Regions from separate parts of the Homo sapiens genome. Here all the other regions are linked to region 1. A link is a contact called in ENCODE Hi-C or POLR2A ChIA-PET data. All regions are on one chromosome and are shown on one strand. Each heading gives the region's core, a stretch centred on a gene start or an enhancer-like site at or near the end of the contact. The rest is flanking DNA. Distances are from core to core; before and after follow the strand shown.

Region 1 (4,468 bases), core at 1,894-4,393:
ATTTATTGATTATTGTTTTAAAAAAAAATGAAAAGAAAAAGACCCTGCCCAAAGGCAGCATTCCTAAAGGGTGCTCATAAAGTAGATGCTGTGTGAAAAGGGGTTCTCAGTAACTTTGGAAACTTTGAAATTTTGGGTCAGTTGATTTAAACAGATTTGGTTACTGCAGTTTTTCACTAGTGGAACAGAGAACCTCCTTATCTTACAGGGTTCTGATGTTCATGGAAATGTTGCATTGTAACAAAGAAAAGACAACCCAGATGACCTGTAATTCTGCCACACAGAGATAAAAAACACTGAACATCTTGATAAGTGATTTCTAAAACTGTTCTAGGCTTATATTTTCCTTTGTGTCTTTAACACAAATGTGATATACTGTATGTAGTATATATACAATGTATATACCGTCTTGAATCAATAGCTTCATCTCTGCTTTTATTACTGCTCCTAGCGTAAATTATTTAGCACAAATGCAGACATAATCTCAGAAAATTATTATTTTTTGAGACAGAGTCTCACTCTGTCACTCAGGCTGGAGTGTAGTGGCATGATTTCAACTCACCACAACCTCTGCTTCCCAAGTTCAAGTGATCCACCTCAGCCTCCTGAGTAGCTGGGGTTACAGGCATGCACCACCACACCCGGTTAATTTTTGTATTTTTTGTAGAGATGGGGTTTCGCCATGTTGACCAGGCTGATCTTGAACTCCTGACCTCAGGTGATCCGCCCACCTTGGCCTCCCAAAGTGCTGGGATTATAGGCATGAGCCACCGTGCCTGGCCTGCACGGTATGATTTTTAAATAGTGAGTACTTCTAAAACAATAATCATTATTTCAGTGATAGCTGAGTTAGTCATGGTCTGATTTTGCCATAATTTTTTTTCCAGACCCTTTTGGTGCATAGATAGGTTGGAGTTTTGCTTTTATAAGTAGCACTGAGATAAACAGTATTGAACACATTTGTTATTTATCCAATTATTTCTTTAGGATGAATACCTGAAAGTAGGAACTACTGGGTTAGAGTATGAACATTTCACTTTGATCTGTATTGCCAACCTCTCTAGAGGTTATATCAATTTGTTTCCATCAACAAGGTGTGGGATACCTGTTCCACCAAAGCCTCTGAATGTTGGTGAGGCTTTGGTAGAACAGGTATCAGTCTTTTGACTCATTTAGACAAGCAGTTTGTAGTGTCAACTTAAAATTTTACGTTACATGTTTGCAAAGGGTTAGAAGAAACTTAGTTGTAGGCAGATAGCAGTTCAGTGTTGAAGAAATTCAACTTTTTGCTATAGAATTGCATTCTTTTAAACCCTCACTCAGTCAGACACCATGATGCATGCCTGTAGTCCCAGCTGCTTGGGAGCTAAGGCATGAAGATCTCTTGAGCTCAGGAATTTGAGACCAGCCTGGGCAACATAGTAAGACCCTGTCTCAAAAAAATAAATCATTACTGTTGTAAAGAACATTGGTAAAACAGAAGGAAAAAAGGTCATCTCACATCACTGTTACTCCCTAACAGCAAAGCAGGTTGGTAAATTTGCCTCAAGTCTGTTTTAGCCTGATACATGTTCTTATTCCTTAGCAATAGTTGTCAAGATATAGCAGAACTTTTTTCATGTTGTTAAAAATGTGATAGTCTATGCTAAATATTATACATAAGGTGTATGGTGATAAGGTTGCATAGTTTTCACTTTTAAAGATGTGTAAGATTCCGTCAAGTTTTGTGTCACAGTTTATGTGCTGTTGTTTTAGTAAGTGAAAGCAAGTTTATTAGAGAAGAAAAGAAACTGGCTACTCCACAGGCAGAGCAGCACTGAGAGCTGCTGGTTGTTGATTTTGAGTTGTTTCCCAAGATTTTGCTTTTAGAAATAATGTAAGTAAAAACTTTGTGCATAGAATAGCCTCATATTTAGGATACTTTGCTAGCTCAGAAGGTATGAGCATTTTTATGGCTATTGTTGAATTTGCAAATAGTTTTCCCAAAGGGTTTATACCAGTCTGCACGAACACCAGCACAGTTGGTGAAGTATCAGTTTCACTATGACCTTTTCTGGCTTATAGCCTTTTTTTTTGTGGTTGCAGAAAAACCAGTATACTTCTACCTTAAAAAAGCAAGGCAACTCCTCCGGCTATCACAGCATCTGTGTGCCAAGCTATAATTCTTTTTTTTTTTTTTTTTGAGGTGGAGTTTCGCTCTTGTTGCCCAGGCTGGAGTGCAATGGCGCGATCTTAGCTCACTGCAACATCCGCCTCCCAGGTTCAAGTGATTCTCCTTTCTCAGCCTCCCGAGTAACTGGGATTACAGGCATGCACCACCATGCTCGGCTGATTTTGTATTTTTAGTAGAGACGGTGTTTCTCCATGTTGGTCAGGTTGGTTGCGAACTCCTGACCTCAGGTGATCCACCTGCCTCAGCCTCCCAAAGTGCTGGGATTACAGGTGTGAGCAACCACGCCCAGCCTATGTAATTCTTTAATAAATAGCTAAATGCCTACTATTTATCAGAAGTTGATGAAGAAAAGAATAAGACTGTCTGTACTCTTAAGGAGCTTACAGTCTATTGGAAGAGAGAGACATGCTCAAATTTGTAGAGGTCATGGATAGAAGTTGGTGTATCAGTTGAGAAAGAGCCCAAAGATAGGTGTAGGCAGTTCTAATCTTGGGGGTGGGATGATACCAGGAAAAGCTAGGAAAGGGACATTAAAGCTTAGTATTGGCTGGGCATGATGGCTCTCACATGTAATCCCAGCAGTTTGGGAGGCTGAGGCAGGAGGATTGCTTGAGCCCAGGAGTTTGAGACCAGCCTGGGCAACAAAGTGAGATTCTACCTCTACAAAAATAAAAAAATTCACCAGATGTGGTGGTGTACGCCTGTGGTCCCAGCTACACAGGAGGCTGAGGCAGGAGGATTGCTTGAGCCAAGGAAGTTGAGGTTGCAGTGAGCTGTGTTTGTGCCACTGCAATCCAGCCTGGGTGACAGGACGAGACACTGTCTAAAAAAAAAGCTTAGTATGAGCGGGTGTCACAAAAGCACGTTCATACAGAGGAGGTGTCAGTGGGGGTGGGAGGCTGGAACCACAAGGCAATTCAGGGACAGGGATTGGTCGGTGGAGTGGGGGCGGTGACGGACAGAGATTAGGACGAGGGGGTGCGGAGGTGAGGGGAGCAGAGCCTTTGTTCTGGTTTCAGTTCCACAGAGGAGTGTGGCAGTGCTGGTCTTGTGCCTCTAGCACATTCCCATCAGCAACATCCGTCATACCCTGACGCCCCCCCCACCCCCACCCATTCTCCGCAGGGTTGTTTTGATAAGTGTACGTGTTCAGTTTCAATGGAACCAGCAAGGTAATTTACAGTTTTCTCCCACCCAAGCTTATACTGAGGTTATGTGGCTGTGCATGTGGATATTGGTACTTCTGAGGGTTGATAACTGGTCATGCTATTAAGAATTTTGGGGGAAGCAAAGCTGAAGCTTAGATCAGTAAAGTACTTACCATAGGCTACCCAGCCATCTAGTATCTGTTTAGACAGCATTTTCATGTCTAATCTTATGTACAGTTTAATAATTTAACAGATGGTAGACTAATAGGTCAGTGGAAATGTTTATAGGGTACTTCATAGCTGTTAATTTTTACCACTTGGATTTTTTTAATAGCTAGGAATAGTAATTAGGGTGAAAAATGAAACCTACGAATGACTTTGTGATTTTTCTGCCTCAAATGAGAAGGATTAGGAAAGCAAAAGTTTCCTCAAATCAATTTTTCCCCCAAAATATTTTTTTGTATTATTTACTTTGTTAATGTGTGTATGTGTCCCCCCTCCTCCCAGTTCTCTTTAAACACTTTTTGTATGAAAATTGTCACACGGTTGCTCCAAAATATTTAAATAGATAAGACAATGGGTGTAAATTTTGCTGCCAAAAATTCCTTGTATCTTAAAAAAGCTGTATTTTCTCTCTTAAATGTATGTTAATGTATGTAATGCATAGTATGAGTATCCAGCATTTTAAGCAGATTTAAAATGGAAAAATTCATGATTCACATTAGAGCTTCAAACTTATAAAATTTGGGGGATGCATTATAGCGTGAGTATTGGCACCCACTCCTGAAGTGGAATATTGGAAGCCTGAAATATATGACATGTTGACAGTAAAGATCCAGGTAATATTGGCCATGCGGGGTGGCTCACACCTATAATCCCAGCACTTTGGGAGGCCAAAGTGTGAGGACTGCTTGAGCCAGGGAGGTTAAGACTGCAGTGAGCCATGATCGTGCCACTGCACTCCAGCCTGAGTGACAGAGCAAGATCCTGTCAAAAACAACAACAGGCCGGGCGCGGTGGCTCACACCTGTAATCCCAGCACTTTGGGAGGCCAAGGCGGGTGGATCACAAGGTCAGGAGATCGAGACCATCCTGGCTGACACAGTGAAACCCCGTCTCTACTAAAAATACAAAAAAAATTAGCCGG
Region 2 (4,436 bases), core at 577-3,076, 120 kb before region 1:
TGAAAAACTCAGAAGGTATATTTGTTTTTGTTTGTTTGTTTCTGTTGAGACAGAATCTTGCTCTGTCACCCAGGCTGGAGTACAGTGGTGCAATCTCGGCTCACTGCAACCTCTGCCTCCGGGGTTTAAGCAATTCTCCTGTTTCAGCCTCCCAAGTAACTGGGATTACAGGCGTGTGCCACCACACCCGGCTAATTTTTGTAGTTTTAATAGAAACGGGGTTTCACCATATTGGCCAGGCTAGTCTTGAACTCCTGACCTCAACTGATCCACCCACCTCGGCCTCCCACAGTGCTGGGATTACAGTCATGAGCCACCCTGCAGGGCCTCAGAAGGTATATTTGAAAGATGCGCATAAATGCTGGGTACTGATATCGTTCTGCACTGGACTTTGGAATCAACAAAATAGAGTTTAAATTTTTATTTCATGCCTTCCTGGGCTGTATGACGTTAGGAAAGTTCCTTAACCTCTCTGAACCCTGCTTTCATCATTTGCTAAGCAAGGATAATGGTATATTACTCATCAACGGCTGGGAAAATCAAATAAGACAATGGACATAAAGTTGAAGTATAGTATTCAGTCCAAAGAGGGTGTTCAATACATGGTCATTTTATTGATAAGGAGTGTATGCTGGGTTAGAACATGAGCTTGGAGATCAGAGAGACCTGGCTTTAAATACAGACCTTCACTTCCTGGCTGAGCAAATTATTTAACCTCTCTGTGCCTCAGCCTCCCAATATTTGAAATGGAAGCAGTAACAGTTCCAGCCCACTGGGTGGCTGAAGCATGAAAGAATGGATGGCACATTTTATTTTATATTTTATTTTATTTTATTTTATTTTATTTTATTTTTTGAGAGATGGAGTCACCCTCTGTCATCCAGGCTGGAGTGCAGTGGCACGATCTCTGCTCACTGCAACCCCTGCCTCCCAGGTTCAAGCGATTCTCCTTCCTCAGCCTCCCAAGTAGCTGGGATTACAAGTGCCCACCACCATGCCCAGCTAATTTTTGTACTTTTAGTAGAGATGGGGTTTCACCATGTTGGCCAGGCTAGTCTCGAAATCCTGACTTCAAGTGATCCACCCGCCTCGGCCTCCAAAATGCCCGGCCAGATGGCACATTTAAACCAGTCAAGCAAGTATGCTTTCGCTTTATTTTGTGTTATTATTAGGTTCCTTTTTCTCTTTGAGGGCATGGAGGAAGAGACAGGGTCAAAAGGCTGTTGCTACAAACATACAAAGTTTGTAGTAAGTAAGTCTTACACAAAAGAATACGTGTTATGTGCTGCCATTTCATCAAGTTCAAAAAACGGCAAAAATCATCACTGCTGTTGGAATCAGGATAACGGTTATCGCTTAGGATGGGAAAGACTTGAAGGGAGCTTCTCCGGGGCGGGGAATGTTCTGTTCCTTGAGCTGGGGGCTGGTTACCCCGCTGTCTGCCTTTGTGAAAATGTATCGAGCCATCGCTCCCCTGTGCACTTTCCTTATTTGTGCACTTTTCTGTATGTCTGTTACACTTCAATAAAAAAGTTTTCCCCCAAAAGTCTCTGTGGTCTGTTGGAAGCTGGCAATGGCCAAGGGGCTGAGGCGCACAGGTGGGGACCCTTCCTTGCTAGCCACCGCAGTTTCTGTTTCAGCTTGAGGTACAGCAATCAACTTCCTCTTCAGATGCATGACTTGCTGCTGACCTCTAGAACCTCTGGCCACAAGGCTCCTCTTGCCCCTGTAATGTGGCCTGATTCCATTCCTTCATCTGGGTCCAGTCTGGTGCCAGCCAGCCTGACTGTCCATATTATCAGACGCCAGGACTGTGGGACAGACTTGTTTAGAAGGATATTTTGATCAGTAGCCTTGGGTGGCAGCTTCAGATCAACCTCATATTGAACTTACAAGGAGGGTTGGTGCTGTCTGTTCTTTCTTTTTTTTTTTTTTGAGACAGAGTTTCACTCTTGTTGCCCAGGCTGGAGCGCAATGGCACGATCTTGGCTCACCGCAACATCTGCCTCCCGAGTTCAAGCGATTCTCCTGTCTCAGCTTCCCAAGCTGGGATTACAGGCATGCGCCACCACGCCTGGATAATTTTCTATTTTCAGTAGAGACAGGGTTCCTCCATGTTAGTCAGGCTGGTCTTGAACTCCCAACCTCAGATGATCCGCCCACCTCGGCCTCCCAAAGTGCTGGGATTGCAGGTGTGAGCCACCGCGCCTTGCCTGTTCTTTTATTCATTAATTCAAACGACAAGTTGTAGACACCTAACATGTACATGGTTCATGGTTTGTACAAGGATACTTCATTCATGCATGCATGGATTCATTCATTCATTCATTCACATACCTGCTAGGCACTGTGCTAGGTGCTGGGAACGCATCTGTGTAGAAAACAGACAAGGTCCCTGCACTCCTGGAGCTGATTCATTAGTAGAGGGAAACGGAAAATAAATAAATAAATTGCCCAGCATGATGGTTCACTTATAATCCCAGCACTTTGGGAGGCTGAGGCGGGTGGATCGCTGGAACCCAGGAGTTTGAGATGAGCCTGGTCAGCATGGCGAAACCCCTTCTGTACAAAAAATACAAAAATTAGCCAGGTGTGATGATGTGCACTTGTGGTACCAGCTACTTGGGAGGCTAAGGTGAGAGGATTGCTTGAGTCCAGGAGACAGAGGTTACAATGAACCATGATCACACTACTGCACTCCAGCCTGGGCAACAGAGTGAGACCCTGTCTCAAAAAAATAAAAATAAACAAGTAAATGCACAGTATGTTAGATGGTATGAGTGCTACGGAGAAAATTTAAGCAGAGACACGGACAGTGAGTGCAAGACGTGTTTGGGGGCAGGTTGCAATTTTTAATAGAGTGTTCAGAAAATGACTTCCTGAGAAGATGGCATTTAAGCAAAGACTTGAGGAAGCCAAGGGAGTTGGCCATTTGAATGTATGAGGGAGGGCTGGGTGTGGTGGCTCACACCTGTAATCCTAGCCGTTTGGGAGGCTGAGGTGGAAGGAATGCTTGAGGCCAGGAGTTTGAGATGAGCCTGGGCAATATAGTGAGACTCCCATCTCTACAAAACAATAAATAAATTATTTATTTATTTATTATTTAATATATTTCATTATTTAATATATATATTATATATAAATATATATACATATATTATTTAATATTATATATAAATATATATATATTTAATATAATAAATAAATAAATTAGCCAAGCTCGTGGCACACACCTGTAATGTCAGCTACTCAGGAGGCTTAGGTGACAGAACCAGAACCTGTCTAAAAAAAAAAAAAACAGTATGTGAGGAAAGCCTGAGAAGGAGCAACCATCATTAAAACAATATTGACAGGCCAGGTGTGGCGGCTCACGCCTGTAATGCCAACACTTCGGAGGCCGAGATGGGCAGATCACTTGAGGTCAGGAGTTCAAACCCAGCCTGGCCAACATGTCAAAATCCCATTTCTACTAAAAATATAAAAATTAGTGGCTGGGTGCGGTGGCTCACACCTGTAATCCCAGCACTTTGGGAGGCTGAGGCAGGTGGATCACCTGAGATCAGGAGATCGAGACCAGCCTGGCCAACATGGTGAAACCCCATCTCTAGTAATAATACAAAAATTAGCTGGGCGTGGTGGCACATACCTGTAATCCCAGCTACTCGGGAGGCTAAGGCAGGAGAATCACTTGAACTCAGAAGGTGGAGGTTGCAGTGAGCTGAGATGATGCCACTGCACTCCAGCCTGGGAGACTGAGCAAAACTCTTGTCTCCAAAAAAATTAGCTGGTCATGATGACGGGCGTCTGTAATCCCAGCTACTTGGGAGGCTGAGACACGTGAATCACTTGAACCCTGAGGGCAGAGTTTGCAGTGAGCTGAGATCTCACCACTGCACTCCAGCCTGGGCGATAGAGCGAGGCTCCGTCTCAAAAAATAAAAATAAAAAATAAAAAAGACAGTATGGCTTTCTCCATTTGGATGCTTGCCCTTCCATCCCAGCTGCCATAGTTGGAAAGAAGCTCAGGATACGTAGAGAGGCTGTGTGTGGGGCCTCAGCCAAGCCCCAGCCAGCAGCCTGCATTAGCTGCCAGACAGTGAGACTTCAGGTAACTCTCGCTTCTAGCCTTTGAGTTTTCCAGCTGAGGCCTCAGTGCTGGCATTACAGGAGTGAGCCTTAGAGCAGATAGAATTTTTCCCCACTATGCCCTTCCTGAATTCCTATCCTACAGAAATTTGGGGTACTCTGTTAAACAAACCCCAAATGAGGAACATTCTATGAAATAACTGGCCTGTATTCTTCAAAAAATGTCAAGGTCATAAAAGACAAAGAAAAGCAGAGGCATCATTTCAGATGAGAGACAATTAGGCCAGGCGCGGTGACTCAAGCCTGTAATCCCAGCACTTTGGGAGGCTGAGGTGGGTGGATCACTTGAGG
Region 3 (4,579 bases), core at 755-3,254, 130 kb after region 1:
GCACAACCGAACGTTCCTTCCTTCAGCAGTGCCGGGCACTAATCCAGGCTCTGGGGATACAGCAGGGAACAGGACAGATGAAGTCCCCAAATTCACACAGCTGACACTCCAGTGGGGGAGGCCGAATTGAGTTATGTCAGAGAGTGATAAACACGATGACAGAGATCCACGGGTGGGGTGACAGCATCTGGGGGGCTTTCTTAGGCCGACTGACGAGGCAGGGTCATGCTCTGGGGGTCTGGCTTCTGAGCCAAGACCTAACTGCAAAGTGCCCACCACGCCAACACTCTAGGCAGGGGAAACAGCAGGTGCAAAGGCCCAGAGGTGGGAGGAAGCTCAGAGAGACGGCCAGTGTGGCTACAGCATAAAGAGCCAAGGAGGGAAGGTGGACAGGAGGTCAGAGAAGTGGGCAGAAGCAGGCCTCAGGCAGTCGGGAGGTCAGGGAAGGCTTTGGAAATTATGCTGAGTAAGATCGGGTGACATCAGGGGTTTGCACAGGGGCAGGACATGATCTAACTTAGTTTGAAAGCCCCCTCTGGCTGCTGGATGGAGGATGGACTGTAGGGGTAAGGAGGGGTGGAGAGGGAGGCAGGAGGACCTAGCAGGAGGCTGCCAGGTGTCACCAAGGTGAGAGAATGGTGGTGGCCCAGGGAGGTGGTGAGAATTTGGGTAGCTTTTGGAGATAGAGTTCACTGGCTCTGCCGGAAGATTTGACTGGGGCAGCGGTGGGGATGGGGGAGCGTGGGCGTGAGTGAGAGGGATAGAGTGGTGTTAAGGACAGCTCCCTGATTTTAGTGATGCCCTTAACCAACCAGAATTTAATTTAATTTAAATTTAATTTAAAAAAGGACATTTCAACCCCTCCAAGAAATTAGAGCAACATAGTTCTAGGATAAAGGGCAGTCATTCGTTGACACATATGGGCATGTGGGTATATTTATGATATGTGTGTGCATATGTGTAGACTCGGCGTGTCTCAGCTCTTTTAATGCTCACAATCGCTCTAGGAGGCTAGGACTTTACATATTCCATTTGACAGATGAGAAAACTGAGACCTGGAGAGCCTGAGTCATTTGCCCAGAGGCCTGTGTTGGGGTCAGGACAGGGCTGGTCCCAGAGTCTGCACTCTCAGCCACAGCTCTCAGCACACGAACAGTCCCCATTCTTTTTGTTTTGCCCTGGGGTGGTGCAAACAGTGTCAAGGGCTGTAATTGGTGTGGGTGATGCTGGTCTGGTCCACCCTGCATTGTATGATGGGGACTGAGGTCCAGAGAGGGCCAGCTGAAACCACCCAGCAAGTTCACAGTAGTGATCCTCCCAGGTCTCCTGGCTCCTGGGTCCCTGTGCAGACAAAGAAGTCAGAGAGAGATAGGCTGGGGAGAGGCAGGCTCAGGGGCAGCTGGGTCTGGCTAGGCTCCATGGTACAGCGGCAGGCACAGGGGAATCAGCTCAGGGGGAATCAGACGTAAATCCATACCTGTAACCCGGTAACTGTGTCTTCAGGGCCTGAGGCCTGGGCTGGAGCTCCTGCCCCCTGGCTTGGCAGCTGTAGGCCTTTCCACTGCCATCAATCAGCAGCCCCTGAAATACAAAGAGAATGGGCCAGTTGGATGGGAGGGACACAGAGGTGAAAGGGGTGCCGGTTCAGGCAGCCCGAACTGTGAGGTGCCACCTCTTACACCCACCAGCCTGGCCTGTGTTGGCCCTGGCCTCACTGAGTCACACCCAAAGTTCTCCTCTGTCCTCACCTTGTAGCCCTGGCCTCCCCTCCTCCCACCTACCTCTCTGCTGCCCCTTGAGCAGGTCAGGCACGCTCTCTCTTTGTGGCCTTTGCTATTTCTGTTCCCTTGCCTGGGAATGCTGTTCCCCACAGGTCTGCGTGGCTCCCACCCCACTTCGTTTAAGCCTTATCGCGAGCGCCACCTGCTCAGAGAGGTCTTTCTTGAGTCCCATTTTCGTGATGGCTCCCTCCTGTGACCCAGCTTGGTTCAGCTTTATTTTTCTTTGTGGCTCTAGCGCCGCCTGTGGGTCGTGTGTGTATTTACATATGGGATTATCCTGTCTTCAGCCGTGCTCTTTTGATATGGAGCTGCCGGCTTCGCTTCCACAGAGCAAAACCTTGTGGTCCTCTGGGTTTACTTTTTCTTTTTGTTTTCTTTTCCTTCATTTTATTTTATTTTATTTTAAAGACAAAGTTTCGCTCTTTCGCCCAGGCTGGAGTGCAATAATGGCGCGATCTCTGCTCGCTGCAACCTCCGCCTCCCAGATTCAAGCGATTCTCTCGCCTCAGCCTCCTGAGTAGCTGGGACTACAGGTGCCGCCACCATGCCCAGCTAATTTTTGTATTTTTAGTAGAGAGGGGGTTTCACCATGTTGGCCAAGCTGGTCTCGAACTCCTGACCTCAGGTGATATAACCACCTCGGCATCCCAAAGTGCTAGGATTACAGGCGTGAGCCACCTCTCCCGGCCGGTTTACTTTTTTGGTTTATTTTTCATTGCCTGTTTTGGTAGAAATATATGTACCGGGAAATGGTTCTCTGAGTTAGCAAAAAACAACAGTGCAAGTGTGATGATAAATGATGACCAGTGTCAACTGCAGTGTCACCGAGACCACAGGGCCTTGGGAGTACCGCAGTGGCCTGGCAAGCACGTGTCTGTCTAAAAGGGGCGGCTGCAACTCTGCTCCTGCTAGGTTTCCAGGTGGGACCGCAGGTCAGCCAGATTCCTTTTTCAAGATGAGATGAGCAGGAAATCCGGATTTTGTGTGAGTTTCCCCAAATGTTTGAAGGAAGCTTTAGTTTGTTTTTAGGAACTCCCTTGATAAAACACATTTGTGGACTGAATCCAGTGTGTGGGCTGCACCTTTACAACTTCTGCCACCACTGTGCAGGTGAGGGACAGAGCAGGGACCACGCAGGCCTCTCTCGGCCCCCACCTACCCTCATTCCTGCTTCCATTCTCTCTTCATCTGGGAAAACCCCTCTCCTGAGAGATCCTGGTCTCTGGTCTTTGTCTGCACAGGGATCCAGGAGCTCAAGGGGAGGGTGAGAGGGTGAGGCCCCGGGGCTTTGGTTGCGTCTCTTTGTTGTGACTCTCTGCTGAGGCAGAGATGACAAAATGAAAGCCTGCAGTTTCCCTCCCAGGACTGAGGTCAGCCCGCTGGGCTGGGGCTGGACTCCTGGGGCATTTAAAGGGGGCTGGAGGTGAAGGCGCGTCCTCTGAGCGTGGTCCTGTGTGTGTGCGTGTGCGTGTGCGTAAGTGTGCCTCAGTGAGAGCACATGAGAGCTCATGCTAGCTCCCATGTCTTACCCTTTTTCACACTTGACCAGGCCCTGACCTCCTTCTCGGGCCTCCCAGAGCCCCTCAGATCAAGCACAACCTTCTCACTGCTGCAAATGCCTGCCTTGCGTGGCCAGCCCTGACAGCCCAGGCCCTCCCATCCTCTGCCTCACACCCCGGCTCCAGTGCCTGCACCAGCCACAGCTGGCACCTCTCCCACCAGGCACGGTTGCACTCTCAGCTCTGGGCCTTTGCACAGGCTGTGCCTGTTGCCTGAACACGTTCCTCTTCTGCTTCCCCCGATCATCCTGCAGATCTCAGCTCAGACCCTCCCTTCTCTAGGAAGTCTTCCCTGAATCCCTCCCTGGGAGCAGGCATCTCCTCCCCTTCTCTGTGCCCCCATCTCAGCACCGTCCCCTCGAGCTCTCTGCTGCAGCCTCATCAGCCTCCTTGCTGCTCCCCAGCACCGGGCTCCCTCCTGCCCCAGGACATCACACCTGGTGCTTGCTCTGCTTCCTACCCCTCCCTCTGCTCTGCCCATGGCTGACTCCTTCTCAGCCTTCAGCTGTCAGCTTGACACCAGCCCCTCCCTCACCTGGCACCTGACACCACAGCCCCCGCCCTCCCATCCTGCTACCCAGCTTTGTGTCTGACAGTGCCGCGGGGCACCAGCTGGCGCATTATTCATTTTACTCATCCTCTCGTCTGTTGTCTGTCTCCCTGTGCTGAGAGGTCAGCTCCTTGAGGACAGGGATTTTTGTTTTTTTCACTGCCGACTGTTCAGTGCCCAGAATGGTCTTTGGCGCACAGTAGGATTAGTAGTTGCTCACTGGGTGTATGAATGAAGCTCTTGTGAGTAGCTGTGGCCACACATGAGTGTCCCAGGAGGACCCCTGACCCTCTGTCTGCCGCCCCCAGAGCCGGCTACCTGACTCTTTACGGAATTGAGGCGCTGCCACGCACCCATGAAAGCCAGGCCCAGGACCGCGTCCACTCAGCTGATGTCTTCCACACCTTTCGCCAGCTCGACCGGCTGCTCCCCAAACTGGCCCGTGGCTCCCTGTCAGTGGGTAAGCACCATGGGGGCCCCAGTGGGTGGGGGGGAGGATGGAAAGACCCAGAGGGGGAGCCCAATTCAAGGTAGAGGACCAGAGGCAACACAGGCAGAAAGACATCCAATGCCCAGGGAGGCAGTAAGATCCCCATCACTGGGGGTATGCAAGAGCGCAATGGTGGGGAGCCAGGGCTTGGACCAGAGCTTGGGTTCCTGGTGGAAATTCTGATTCAGCACATTTAGAG

What was found. Hi-C counts contacts between places; a loop is a spot of excess contacts on that map. ChIA-PET counts read pairs that join two places held with the same protein, here RNA polymerase II (POLR2A). Pooled maps may share reads with other maps.
Region 2: a loop to region 1 is called in a map with no recorded cell type, with 11 times the contacts of the local background. The contact joins two enhancer-like sites. A Hi-C loop is called at or near these places in 2 of 168 maps with a recorded cell type or tissue (astrocyte of the cerebellum and natural killer cell), 26 of 37 single-sample maps with no recorded cell type and 9 of 50 pooled maps. POLR2A ChIA-PET finds 5 or more read pairs at or near these places in 13 of 52 experiments (A549, BJ, GM12878 and 10 more).
Region 3: a pooled map shows a loop between it and region 1 (4-fold over the local background). The contact joins two enhancer-like sites. A Hi-C loop is called at or near these places in 1 of 37 single-sample maps with no recorded cell type and 7 of 50 pooled maps. POLR2A ChIA-PET finds 5 or more read pairs at or near these places in 2 of 52 experiments (activated CD4-positive, alpha-beta memory T cell and activated T-cell).

The regions. Positions count from the first base shown.
Region 1 is chr20:49,667,411-49,671,878 of GRCh38, reverse strand. All of the region lies in intron 1 of B4GALT5 (beta-1,4-galactosyltransferase 5), which reads left to right. Among named protein-coding and RNA genes, the nearest start is that of B4GALT5, 44 kb to the left of the region's middle. Within about 2 kb of position 3,143, at least 10 of the 41 ENCODE cell types and tissues checked have a DNase peak (open chromatin) inside an H3K27ac peak, as active enhancers do; they include GM12878, where a contact is called at or near this core.
Region 2 is chr20:49,783,186-49,787,621 of GRCh38, reverse strand. No RefSeq gene overlaps it. Among named protein-coding and RNA genes, the nearest start is that of SLC9A8, 27 kb to the left of the region's middle. RefSeq lists enhancers at 1,700-1,939, 3,466-3,989. Within about 2 kb of position 1,826, at least 6 of the 41 ENCODE cell types and tissues checked have a DNase peak (open chromatin) inside an H3K27ac peak, as active enhancers do; they include GM12878, where a contact is called at or near this core.
Region 3 is chr20:49,539,341-49,543,919 of GRCh38, reverse strand. It overlaps PTGIS (prostaglandin I2 synthase), which reads left to right. Exons shown (of 10, transcript NM_000961.4): 5 at 4,199-4,350. Among named protein-coding and RNA genes, the nearest start is that of PTGIS, 27 kb to the left of the region's middle. RefSeq lists a silencer at 1,338-1,614 and an enhancer at 2,070-2,119. Within about 2 kb of position 2,004, at least 3 of the 41 ENCODE cell types and tissues checked have a DNase peak (open chromatin) inside an H3K27ac peak, as active enhancers do.